Regions from separate parts of the Homo sapiens genome. Here regions 1 and 2 are each linked to region 3. Evidence: chromatin contacts called from ENCODE Hi-C or POLR2A ChIA-PET data. All regions are on one chromosome and are shown on one strand. The core of a region is the stretch at or near the end of the contact, and the rest is flanking DNA. Distances in the headings are between cores, read along the strand shown. Region 1 holds the start of MBD5 (methyl-CpG binding domain protein 5). Region 2 holds the start of RBM43 (RNA binding motif protein 43). Region 3 holds the start of FLJ46875 (a long non-coding RNA gene).

What was found. Hi-C counts contacts between places; a loop is a spot of excess contacts on that map. ChIA-PET counts read pairs that join two places held with the same protein, here RNA polymerase II (POLR2A). Pooled maps may share reads with other maps.
Region 1: a pooled map shows a loop between it and region 3 (10-fold over the local background). The contact joins the promoter of MBD5 here to the promoter of FLJ46875 in region 3. A Hi-C loop is called at or near these places in 1 of 37 single-sample maps with no recorded cell type and 6 of 50 pooled maps. POLR2A ChIA-PET finds 5 or more read pairs at or near these places in 1 of 52 experiments (activated B cell).
Region 2: a loop to region 3 is called in a map of CD8-positive, alpha-beta T cell, with 15 times the contacts of the local background. The contact joins the promoter of RBM43 here to the promoter of FLJ46875 in region 3. A Hi-C loop is called at or near these places in 2 of 168 maps with a recorded cell type or tissue (B cell and CD8-positive, alpha-beta T cell) and 8 of 50 pooled maps. POLR2A ChIA-PET finds 5 or more read pairs at or near these places in 1 of 52 experiments (CD8-positive, alpha-beta memory T cell).

The regions. Positions count from the first base shown.
Region 1 is chr2:148,019,806-148,024,153 of GRCh38, reverse strand. MBD5 (methyl-CpG binding domain protein 5) reads right to left here and starts at 3,063. Exons shown (of 14, transcript NM_001378120.1): 1 at 2,470-3,063. ORC4 (origin recognition complex subunit 4) reads left to right here and starts at 3,417. Exons shown (of 14, transcript NM_181741.4): 1 at 3,417-3,521. RefSeq lists enhancers at 2,896-2,995, 3,175-3,772 and a silencer at 3,346-3,505.
Region 2 is chr2:151,259,599-151,263,746 of GRCh38, reverse strand. RBM43 (RNA binding motif protein 43) reads left to right here and starts at 1,884. Exons shown (of 4, transcript NM_198557.3): 1 at 1,884-2,022. The coding sequence starts at 2,020. RefSeq lists an enhancer at 1,801-2,030 and a silencer at 2,071-2,340.
Region 3 is chr2:156,340,206-156,344,463 of GRCh38, reverse strand. FLJ46875 (a long non-coding RNA gene) reads left to right here and starts at 2,344. Exons shown (of 1, transcript NR_147695.1): 1 at 2,344-4,258. RefSeq lists enhancers at 1,063-1,122, 2,330-2,883, 2,884-3,439 and silencers at 1,533-2,142, 2,683-2,782.

The DNA.
Region 1 (4,348 bases), core at 1,814-4,313, 8.3 Mb after region 3:
TGCTCCCATATGAAACCCTCAAGTGGTATACCCAGAACTGTACATAATAGTTTCATTTCTGACAAAGGAAATGAGGTAGTGCAGCATAGTGAGCATCAGGAGACCTGAGTTCCCTGGTCCCTGCTCTGTCACTTCCAGGCCTTGGAACCTCAGGCAAGTTCAAGTTCTTAGAACTTCAGCAATAGGTAGAGTTGGATAAAGTGACCTCCAAGATACCACCCAGTTGAACAATTACAATCCTAAAGTATCAATGGTTCTTAATACTTAAAAAGGTTTTCTAAACATAAATCATTATCCAACTTAGATAAAGTCTGCAATCTTCTAACCATAAAGGATCATGGGGGTGAGGGTGAGGGGTGTGATAAAAAAATGTTTAAAAAAAAAAAAGAAACAAAATAAGGAAAGACATTAAACTCAAGACTAAATTTTTACTCAGCTGCCTACTGGGCAACTACCACCCCAATTATCTACATAATTCCCTTACCTAAAATTAATTTCTTCAGTAAGTTCTACTGTCTCTCTCTTACCTTTAAAGTTGCTGAGGTTTTAAGGTGAGAACAAGAAACCTTACAAGGACTTGGAATGGCAGTATTGATGTTGGGAGAAAAACTTGAACTTGGCACAGATTTCTGCTTAAGTGCACTAATTACATCTCAGAGAAAGGTAAAAAATTGTTCAAATTTATAACAGAAGGGAAATAAGATCATATTGTTTACTGCTATAAAGCTTTTTTATTTCGGTATGTAAATGTCTACTTTTGCACACAGTTGATAATTAAAATTTTACAGAACAAGTTTCTACATATGCAATGCTTCACTGTCACTAAAATATATGTTTTAGCTTTAACCATCAAGAAAATAAAAAATTAGAAGTATTATCATGTCTTTATAATATTTTTGCCAAATATCCTTCTAGATTTATATTTCTTCAATCCTTTCTAGTTGATCAAATTGCTGTTTTCATATTGCCAGTCTGATCACAAAATTGCTGCTTTACAGAAGAATATTTTTTGCTGACATAAATTATGGGATCAGAGATACCAATGCAGTTACAAAAAAAAAAAAAAGGGTGTGAGGGAGAGAGAGCGAGCGAAAGAGAGTGTGTGTATATGCATGTGTGCATCCATCTTCAAGGAAAGAATAAAGAAATGTATATATGAAACAAAATAACACTTTCCAATATAAGCCCTAGTAAAAGGCCTACATCAGAAACATACTTTCTAACATTTGTGAAATAAAATACAGCACTGAATTTTAAAGCTATGCACTAAGAACACATTATACAAAAATGAAGTGATTTTTATCAATATTGTTATTCCATAAACTTAAATCTGGATTTACCTTTCAATTTATAGCTAACTGAAATTAATATACTAACTATAAGTTCATGATTTCTTTGACTCATGAAAACATATTTTAGAAATTTGTGTACTTTTACATACAGTGGGCAATTTGGTTCAGAACCCCAAGAGAAATTGAGATGAAAAACTCATCTCAATTTACAACAGTAAATAAATAATTCAGCTAAAACTGAAAGTGGTACCAATCCAGCAAACTATTGATGGAGAGGTTTGGCCTTCCATGCAGCCAGAACAACATAAAGTTTTCAATGGGGATTACTTGTTCAGACAAGTTACAAAGATTACAAATATACCCAGATTAATTATAAAATAGCTAATATTCTCATCATATGGAAAATAAGTATCAGGAACGTATGTGGGAACAGACAATAGCAGTGGCATTTAAACTTTAAGCATTTTAGAGCTTTGGACTTTATATACTGATATATGAAACAGACATTTAACCAAAAAAAAAGCAATAATGCAAGTCAAAACCTAACCAAAGGCCTCTACCAACTAAAAATTTGAAATTTTCCATGGAAGTCAGACAAAACGAAAAAATGGAAAATGAAACCCTTAAAGCAAAAACCAATCAAGTCTTCCAACACTGAAGTCAATATCCAAATCTCATACAGGACCAAAAAGGGGAAAACACTCAGGTCTACAAATGGATAAGCAGTTCCAATACAATCCAGATCCCGACATTTTCCCACTCAGAAACAAATGCAGTGGAGCTTTTCCTGGAGAAAAAGAGCTCTCCAATGAATTTTTTTTAAGTGACATCTAGAAAGTGTGCCTCTTTCTGTCTCTTTCCCTGGCGCCTCATTGGAGGAAGGAGGGGGTTGTTTTTGTATTCTCCCCCACTGGAGCAAGACACAATCAGATGTTAGATGGAGGAGAGAAACCACTTTTGACAACAGCAAATAAAAATAAAAGTGCCCTTCCTCCCCTGACAGGATGGGCACCCCACCTCACACACCCCTCCCTACTCCAACCCCTCCTTCACCCCCCCCAGCACCACCCCCTCCTCACCCCGGAGCTCCACTGCGTATGTGGTTTGGTGCTACTGTTGCCCCGGAGTGAAAGTCAGAGCCAGAGGAAGGCAATGAAGCCCCCACAGACACACTTACCTTTCCTGCCCCCCACTTTTGAGTGCCTTCCCTGGAGCTGTGGAGGATGACACAAAGGGTAATAAAGGGGGGGAGTGGAGGAGGAGGAGGCGAAGGAGGAGGAGGAGAGCTGGGGAAGTGGCTGCTCCTGGGTGTAGTGAGATGTCTCCAGCCAGGGCCAAGCAGCAGCAGTAGCAGCAGCAGCAGTAGCAGCAGCAGCAGCAACAGCAGCAGCAGCAGCAACAGCAGCAGCAAAGGGTCTGTGTTGCTAAGAGGCTTTTGGTTTCTTTCTCTCCTCCTCTCACGGCCAAAGAGGAGGAGGGTGGAGGGAGGGAGGCGAGTTGGAGGGGTGAGGGGGTAGGAGTCGTGGATGGGGGTTTTCGAAGAAGAAGAAACTCCTTCTCCTCTCTCAGGCTCAATCCCCCTCTCAGGGCTCAGGGCTGGAGGGTGGGGGAAGGAACTCAGCCGCCTTCCCCCCACCCCCCTGAATTCAAGGTTGAAGTGGGGTAGAATTAGTGTCCTGTCCCTTTAAAAATAGAAATAAAAGGTGCCCCCCCTCTGCCACTGCCTCTCTCTTCATCATCAGCTGCTGCTGCTGCTGGGGTCTCTCTGCTTGGGGGGGAGGGGGGGTTCGGGTAGAAGAGACGGGAGGCACTCACTGCGCATGTCCCTCTCTGACGGGTGGCTGGTTGGTTGAAGGCAGGAGGAGGGGGAGGGGAGGAAATGAGCTATTTTCCCAGAAGGCGTCGAGGCGCTAGCGACCCGGAAGACATTGTAGCGGGAGGTACAGGAGCGGGGGCGGGGAGGAGGAGGAAGTCGCTACGCTTTTAACACCCCCAGCTCCCTCCTCCTTCCTAAGGGAAAGTGGAGGAACGGAAGTGGGCGTGGACGGAGACGAAAGGAGGTCACGTGTTTGGGCGGGAGAGGGGCGGGGTGGGAGAGGTAGTGCGTGCGCGGGGCATGCCGGGAGTGGTTGTGTACGGTCCGCAGCGGCAGGTGAAGTCTAGCAGAGGACGCGGCCAGGCGATTCGGTGAAGCGATTCCTGCAGGCGTTGGTTCCCCTCTTTGACCTGGTAAATGCAGGCTTTTATGCGAGAGGTAATGGTGGGGGTAAACTTGCTGCAAACGAAGGCCAGGGGCGTCGGTGGCGCAAGGTGAATCGAAAGTGGGAGGATGGAAGGCTGTGGAGATTGGGAATTGGGAAGGGGGCAGGCTTGTATAGGCCGGGAAGGCCAGGACCAGGCGAGCTCCGTCTTGTGGCCACTCCCGCCCCGTGAGCTTGCCGAGGAATCCTTGACAAGTGCAGGGATCCTGAGTCTACCTCTGCATCGGGGTAGTAGGTGAGGAGCGTGACGGTCCGAGTGTAAGAGAGAAGGGAACTGTGAAGCCTCAGCAATTGACCCTCATGACTGCAGGACGGAGGACTTCTATCTAGGGACAGAGACAAGTCCTCTGTATGCATTTTGACCAGATGCATCACACGCGTTGCTCATATTGGATATTGCGCCCTTCATGCCTTACCTCTCAACCCTCCCTGGTATTCTGGAGTGGCTTTGGGGAAGGAGCAGGCAGGGAAGTCTTGAGTGGAGCTTCCCTCCATGTCTTGCGTTGTTGCTACAACACAAAGCCTTTGCTTTTTCTCGGAGAGGGATGTGGGATTGTGTAGTCCTTAATGTTGAGTTCTACGATTGATGAAGGAGAAGGGACGTGATCAAAGTTTCCCCTTATAGTGTAGATGAGAGTTTTAAAAGGACTGTTTTGTCAAGTTTCTTTGGTTACTATTCTTAGTTTTTGAGCCTTTGGTTTCCCAAATGCCAGCTGTTTTTGCTGAAAATAATGAATTTCTATCATAAAATTAGAATTAACTCAAAATATTTAAGAAAGGATTTATAAATTTACA
Region 2 (4,148 bases), core at 635-3,134, 5.1 Mb after region 3:
TGTTTTTTTTTTTTTTCCTTCTTGAGATAGAGTCTTGTTCTCTCGCCCAGGCTGGAGTGCAGTGGTGTGATCTTGGCTCACTCTGCCTCCCGGGTTCAAGCGATTCTCTAGCCTCAGCCTCCCGAGTAGCTGAGATTACAGGTGTGTGCCACCACGCCCGGCTAATTTTTGTATTTTTAGTACAGACGGGTTTCACCATGTTGCTCAAGCTGGTCTTGAATTCCTGAGCTCAAAATGATCCGCCCACCTTGGCCTCCCAAAGTTCTGGGAATACAGGCGGGAGCCACTTCCCCCTACCTCATTCTGTTTTAAAATCTTCATAGCCTTGTGCCTTACTGATATATCATCAGCCGTATAACAAATAGCTCCATCCAATGATAAACTAGGTGGATCCCAGTTTATAAAAAAATTATTACTACCTGTATTTCAAGCAATGTACAACTAAAATTTCTATACAATATCTTAGTGCCATTTGCGCACTATAACTTCAAGTTCAGTTCTAAAAGTAGAATTGCTGAGACTAAGAATATGTGCATTTTACATTTTTTTGCACTTTACATTTTGATAAAAATCTTTAGAAGTATTTGCATCCATCTATGCTTGCAGCAACTCTGATGCTTACATTCAGGCTAACACTTTCTGGTTTTGCAGATCTAGTTGTGAAAAATGGTATCTTATTATTTCAATTTACATTTCTTAGGAGTGGGATTGGGTTTCTTCATATCTGCTAGCCATCTACCTTTGTTCTTCATGCATTCATTGATTTGATTTTGAAGTTTGTCCAGAGATTCCCTGTGTCCCCACAGGCGCCATTCGGGGTTCCTGTGCTAAGGCATGGACAAGGTGGTGAGCTCTCTGCTGGCAGGGACCTGGCGCTCTCATCCTGTGTCCTTAGCACCCGGCAGAGGTCCAAGAGGGCTCCTGGTCTGGGCTGGGAAGGTGACCAACACGGCGTTGGGGGTTGAGGTGGGGGTTGGGGAACTGGGGTAGGTTGTGCAGAGGAAAAGGCCCAGGTGAGCGGTGGGGGAAGGGGAAGAAGTCTGGACAGATAATAAGGGCGTAGGAAAGACATCCAGATTTCACTGAGTGCAGGGCTTTTTAAAACTGATGTTAGAAAAACTTGATTTGCTGTTGTAAAAAACCATCTGTGTGAAGTAGAAATTGATATCAATAACATGATAGAGAATACGTTCTAAAAAGTAAAGGTAGCTGGATGTAAAATTCTGGCAGAAGTTTAATATCCTAGATGGTTAGTTTGAGGCCAGCAACTAATGAGGATAAAAGCCTTCTCCATGGAAAATTTTGGACAGTTATCTGGAGAAATATTACAGTGCGCATCAACCAAATTGAAATGTTTTCAAAAGTGTTGTAAAGTTTCATGTAGTAAAAAGGTTTTAGCCACATGCCCTTCAATTTCATGGCATCGAATATATAAACACAGAAGAGAGCATGCATGCAAGATATTTAACTCCCTTACATGATAATGCATGCGATTCAAAACTATCATGACATCTAGGGCTCTCTGCAACTACGAGATGATTGATGTTAGGAAAAGCGTAGCCCCCCAGTATCAACACAGGAAGCGGCCACCACCTACTATGTGTTTTCCCTTTTTGCGTTTTTTCTTTTTTTAAATCAACTCTGCCGTTGTTGCTGCTGCTTAGCAAAACGGGTAAAAACAAAATTGCAATCACTGATGCATCACCCAGAGAATTCCCAAATTTCCTGTCGAGGAATCCTCTCGGCCTCTCTCCAGAGTGCTTCCACAAGTTGCAAAACTACGGAGGGCGTCTGGGCAGGCGCTGGCAACAGCACTCCTGAGTCCGAGCTCCCACTCAGAGGCCACGAGGTCGCAGAACAGCCGGATCGGGTGGAAGGACCGCCCTTTTCTTCGTAGCCTCCAAGGGAGCTGGAACAAAAAACGAAACCAAAACCTGCCTGCTCGCTCCTCTCCCCATCGCCTGCGTTCCGCTGGTTGTGGGCTTTCTGCGGCCGCTGAGGGCGCGTCTCCCCTCCGCCATGGCAAGTTGCTTTTGCTTTGGGTTTTGCGGTGCAGGTCCGTGCCTGTACCGTCGCCATGGTCCCCTAGAAGGGCGCGGAACCGGGCGCGACGGGCCAGGGTGCAGGGCTGCGCGGGAGGGGGCGGCGCACGGAGGGGCCCCAGGGACCCCGGGGGCCCCGGAGAGCCGTCCACCCCGGCGGGCAAACTCAGGTCAGCCTCGCTGCACCCTTCCCAGGTGGCGGCATTGCGCGCTCCTGAAATTCACGTACGGCGGTGCAGTATAGGCCCGCTCCAGAGGCTCAGGACTAGGCTGTCACCTCCCACACCCACTGCCCAGGCGACGGGGACGCCGCCGTTCGTCGAGGAGCTGCTTCGCAGGCTGTTAGGGCTTAACTGTTGTCCTCCCACGCCTCGGGGGGAACAAAAGTGGCCTGATTAGCCAGAAATGGAGGTCACAGCTGCCTTTTGAAAAGGGCTAATAAGAACGATTCGAGCCAAGGACGCAAGTCAGGAAGACATCCTCATGTCTTATGTCTGCCTTGGTGCGAATTCTTGTCTTAGCAAATTCAAAATTTATCCTTCTGTGTTTTGTTTTGTTTCCATCAATCGCTTAAAAGCCTTGGCAAGGCCTTTAATTCCTGCTCTGAAATGCTAGAGTCCCGGAAATGCAAAAGCAAGTACGTTTTTGTTGACCTGGTGGCGGTAGAGGCGTCGTCATTGAAAATAAACAACTGATTTTGAGAAAATCAATATAAACAAATGCAGTCAATGAATCTTCTGTTTCTTCCCAATGCCTTACTTACAAAAGTAAAGTTTTGCTATATACTTTTTGCTTTCTGATAAGATGGCCAAGTCTGTTATAACACAATACTGATGCAAGGAAATGCGCCATCACGTTAGTATGTCTTGGCTAAAAGCTGCTCGTTTCAAAGTCCTTGAAAGGACTGTCTTTCTCTAGGCATTTCTTTATCTTAATCGTGGGTAGAAGAGATGAACAACCCTCATTATTCATAATTGACCTCAGTAAAATTATCTATGTTAGCCATACTTTCTCCAACCTATGAAAGGGAGTTAAGGACAAATATTGGCAAGTCATTGAAGTACTAATTCATTAGATGATTCATAGAAACTAGTTCTTACCAAACAAAATTTACATCTTTATGTTTTTTTCTTCTAAAAATACTGGTTCAGGGAGAAGTTTCTTTGATTTTAAAGATAAATTACCAGTAGACATTCGAATAAAGAAATATGGTATTAGTACTAATGAGGGCATAGAGCTGAAGTAAGATTTCCTGAGTTTAAATTGATTGCATGTTTTTCTTTGATATTGTTGGGGTGCAGAAAATGATCTCCCTGCCCGGCACGGTGGCTCACGCCTGTAATCCCAGCACTTTGGGAGGCGAAGGAGGGCGGATCACTTGAGGTCAGGAGTCTCTACTAAAAATACAAAAATTAGCTGGGCGTGATGGCATCCACCTGTAGTCTCAGCTACTGGGGAGGCTGAGGTGGGAGGATCACTTGAGCCCAGGAGGCGGAGGTTGCAGGGAGCCAAGATCACGCCATTGTTCTCCAGCCTGGGCAACAGAGCGAGGCGCTGTCTAAAAAAAAAAAAAGACTTCGAGAGGCCGAGGGGGGAGCGGATCACGAGGTCAGGAGTTTGAGACCAGCCTGGTCAACATGGTGAAACCCCATCTCTACTAAAAATACAAAAATTAGTCGGGCATGGTGGCTGATGCCTGTAGTCCCAGCTACTCAGGAGGCTGGGGCAGGAGAATCGCTTGAACCCGGGAGGTGGAGGTTGCAGTGAGCCAAGATCGCGCCACTGCACTCCAGCGTAGGTGACAGAGCTAGACTCCATCTCAAAACAAACAAACAAACAAAAAACAAGAAAAGAAAAAGATCTCCCAAAAGAAATAAAAACAAATGCAGTGAGTGAATCTTCTATTTCTCCCTAGTGCTTCACTTAGAAAAATAAAGTTTTTCTTTATGCCTTTTTTGCTTTCTGATATGATGGCCCTGCCTTTATTCTTACATTGACAGGGTTGAGCATTTCTGTTTTTTTGTAACCATATTTAAATTTTCAATGTTTTTATTTTTATTTTTTTTGAGACAGAGTCTCACTCTGTCACCCAGGCTGGAGTGCAGT
Region 3 (4,258 bases), core at 1,095-3,594:
GAAAGAACCTTAAGGCTAAGTTAAATTAGACATATCAAACATTTTATGGGAAAGAGAGACAGATGTGCTTTTGGAACTGGAAAAATATTGGTTAACTTTTAGTTGTGATCACACTTTGGCGGTGACTATATGAAGCAAATGTTTTGGCTCTAAACTTATTTTGCCACTTTTATGTTTTCTGATTCACCAACCTGAAGAAAGAAGAATAAAGCATATTCTGACTGATAAATCAGAAAACTTTCCCTTGTCTCAATAACACCACTTAGTGATAAACAATTCAGTGTCTTTCAACGGAAACATTCCTTTTAAAAACCACACAAACCAGAAATGGGAGCAAAATTGGAGAAAGTGATCTCATTGCATTTTGCTACCCATAATCCATTTGCTCACATGAGAAAACGTGGTGTTGGAAAGGGCCTGTGACATCATTAGACTGTAAATATGTCTGCTGTCCTGTAAATGAGGCAGACTGTGACTAGTTTTTCCTCTTAAAATAGTTTTAATGGTATATTTTAATTCATTATTTTCCTGAAGTGGCCCTAATATATTTTAAGATGTACAAAATTTTAAAATGTCAGAACACCAAATTAATCTACATTTGTTACCTGTCTCCCATGAGACACTGGGTGCTTATGTTTATTTGATAAAACTTTATCCCTGGACACAATATCCTTTAACATCCTAGAATGTAAGGGTAGAAAAGGAACTATCAGTCCTTAATGTTAATGAAGAAAGTGCGGCAGAGAAAGGCCGTGGTTTCTGCAAGGTGGCACAGAAAAGTACAGTGAAGACATAATTAAAACTCAAATTTCTTTATCTTCTAAACCCCAGCTCAGAGAACCTTCTACTATACCACTTTGCCTCACTAGTGAACTAAGAACCATTTCCCCCAACACTAGTAACTCACTCTAACCATGCCAAGTCACTGCAACACCTTGCTTGCATCTGCAAATTTTTATCTATGTCTATATCAGAACCTCAGAAAACATGTTCATAGCTGAGACATTTTGCTCAAGACGAAATACAGTTTTATAGTCTATTAATTGTTGGTCCAAGAAAACAGATTACCTCCAGTTGTATGTGGGTACCTTAATGAGTAGGACAAGTGTCAGGGTGTGTGACAGAATTGCCTGAGTATGGAAGGTAGCAGTGAGAGTCTCCACAAAAATATTAATACTTTCCTATAGAGAAAGCCCCTTTTAAAGTGGGAGCCTTTATTAAAGTCCAGAGTTAAAAAGTAAGCTCTTTAACGTTGAGATTATAGACTTTTAGAAAGTTCATTTATGCCATGTTTCAGGCCTATGCTAAATTCTACGGCAAAAAGACCTGTAAATGCACCGGAGCTGACAGCCTGGGTCCTGGAACCCTTCCTCACGCTGCTACTACGGGGCACCCTTTCTATAATACAACCCCCCGAATGAAAACACTAATGCAAGCCTGGCCCCACAAAAACCTAGATAATGCTTACGTTGAAGACGACAGGTTTTTCGCTTTTGTTTTCGGTTGAGGACTTACTACCCCAAAAACACATCCGACCTGTACTAGAATAGGTGTGTGAGGGAGCGGGAAAAGCTCGGGTCATTTTAACTGGACTAGAAAGGAACACAGCGATCCCCTCACTAAACTTGTCGCCAAGTTCCCTCCTCGCCATCCCAGGGTGCGGGAAAAACCCCCTCCCGCCCCGGGGCCCCGGCAGCACTCGGGGACGCCAGCACGCCGGGCTCCTTCCCACCCGCGAACCGCGCTCCCCGCAGGGCGGGCCGGGGCGGGGAAAAAGGAGCTCGACGCGAAGGGCCGCGGGCGGCCTGGGAAGGGAGGAGGGAGACTTGGGAGGCTGCCGGGCGGTTTTATTGTTTCCTTTCGCCCTCCTCCTACCGCGCCTCCGCCCCAGCGTCACTGGAAAGCCGCCCGAGCCGCCCGGCGGCAGGTTATTTATAGCGCGGGCTGCGCGCGCGTCACGGAGCCCGGCCCGGCTGACGGGGCCGCTGACGCGCTTGGCCGCGGGGCCGAGTCCGCGGGGCTGCGCGCCGGACGCCGGCGACAATGGGCTTCTGTGTGCAGCTGCCGCAGCCGCCGGGGGCCGGGGGCCGGGGGCCGGGGGAGGGGGGCGGGCGACTCCCCGGCTCCCTTCTTGGTCGGCCGCGACCCCCCGAAAGGTAACAGGCCTCTTTCGCCCCCGGCCAGGACCTGGGCCCTGTGGGCTTTTTTTTTTTCCATTTTATCAGTAAGTTCCCCTTGTCCCAGCCTCCGCTTTCACTTCCCGCGTTCCCTCCACCCCAAAAACCGCCCCAACATGTCCAGAGAGGGGCATCTACCCAGCCGCCCAGCCAGGGGCGACCACTTTGTGAGCCCCGGGGAGCGGGACCCGTACCAGGCGCGCCCAGCGGGGGATGCGGTGACCGAGGGGCCGGGAGCGCCGGGCAGGTAACGTATCCTGGACCTAGAGTCGGGGGACTTTGTTTGGGGCGGGAGGAGCGGAACAGGGGTGGGTGTGAACGCCGGACGGCCCTTCCGGGACTCCTGTCCCCCCTCCTTCGCCCCACTCGCCTGCGCGCTGGAAGCCAATCTGGGTGTGTAGCGCGAAGAGCGAAAGAGAAACTTCTGCGTGACTGACTAGATGAGGCTCCTCCCGAGAAGCCGAGATAATAGAGGCCCCCTCTCCCGCCGCCCGCCTTTTTCTCCTCCCCCGGCCGCTCGCTCCTGTCGCCCCACCCCTCGAAGGCTGCGGACCAGCCCCCCACACTTCCCCCTACACCTCTGGCGGGTTCGCGCCGTGGACGCCCCCGCCCTGCGGGAGGAGGGGCTGGCGCGGATTTTAGGGACTTCCTGGGATGCGGAGATCGGCTCTGAACCATCCCCTTTCTGCTGCCCGGAGCTGGGGAAGCTCGCTGTGGAGCGTCTCGCACGTGGCAGGCAGGCAGAGAACTTGCTGCACCTTCTAGGAAATTGCAATCGATTTGTAATGCACTTTCGCTAATTGGGAGTTCAAAATTAAACTTTAATAAAGCATTCGTGTCGTCTCGTCTAATTGTGAAAGCTTCCATCCGTCCTGGTAGATAGACTCTAAGTCTCAAGTTAATGGCGCTAAGCTAGATTTTCCCCCCAAGTACAATTCCGTCAGCCGTCGTCGGCGCAGCTGGATTTCCGTAAGGTACAGATGTTGCTAATGACAGCTTAAGCACGGATGGGCAGATAGCATACGGAATGCAACATGTTGCCATATGGTTCCTTTAGCCTTTCACCTCCAGGGATATCAATCACATATATTCTGGGAGGAACTTAATGACTCTCTGAACAGCAAAATGAATTACCTGGTACAATTTATATCCCTTGACCTGATACGTTATAACAACAGGAAGATAGCATCTCGCAATTTCTGTGGTATAAATTGAACTACAGAGCTACATTTAAAATTCTACATCTATTTGTAGTTTAAGGGGCCCTGTCATATTCTGGCTGTAAAATCTGTTTCTGTATTGCCCATCTCCTTCCCCCTCCTACCTCTGGAGGAAGCAAAATTTATAAAGTTTAGCAAAACTGGTGTCGGAAATTGCCAGTCAACTGATTAATAGATGAAGTATGGAGAAATGGAAAATATGACTTCCAGAGCTACTTACTTCAACAAGAATTAGCCATCTTTAGGAACACCATACTTTTAAGCGTACAAAATTAAAGAACTCCAGAAAATGTATTTTCTGCTAGTTGTTTCAGTATAGCTCCTAAATCTATTCATTAACTATTTGAAATTCTCCATTTATTTTCAAACTTCAACCATTCCTACACTTTGGAAATTACAGAAGACAGTTCTCAGAAATATGAAATACAGGAAATGTAAGTAGCACCTCCTCAGCGAACCAGTTTCTGTACCCACAACCCCATGCACTCACTATTTATGTAGCTTAATTTGAATCATGTACATGGTGGTACTGGTAGTTTGCTTTTTCCTCCCAACATGTCAGTGACAGCATACTTAAGTTGCTGCTTCTCTCCTAGTGGAGTGATTCTGCAATATTTCACAGGTCTCATTTTTAAATATCCTGGTGACTAATAAAATGTTTTAATTGATTGCCTTTAATTTCAGATTATAAACGTGGTTGTCTTACTGTATCCTTTATTTTCTATTCACTAATACAGATAGATCACACGGGAAGACAATACTTTAAGGGCAAAAAGTAAAATAACTTACTAGAATTTCTAAACTTTATGTTTACTTTTACCTACTAAGGGATATCTGAAAGGTAGAGACATACTTTTAAAA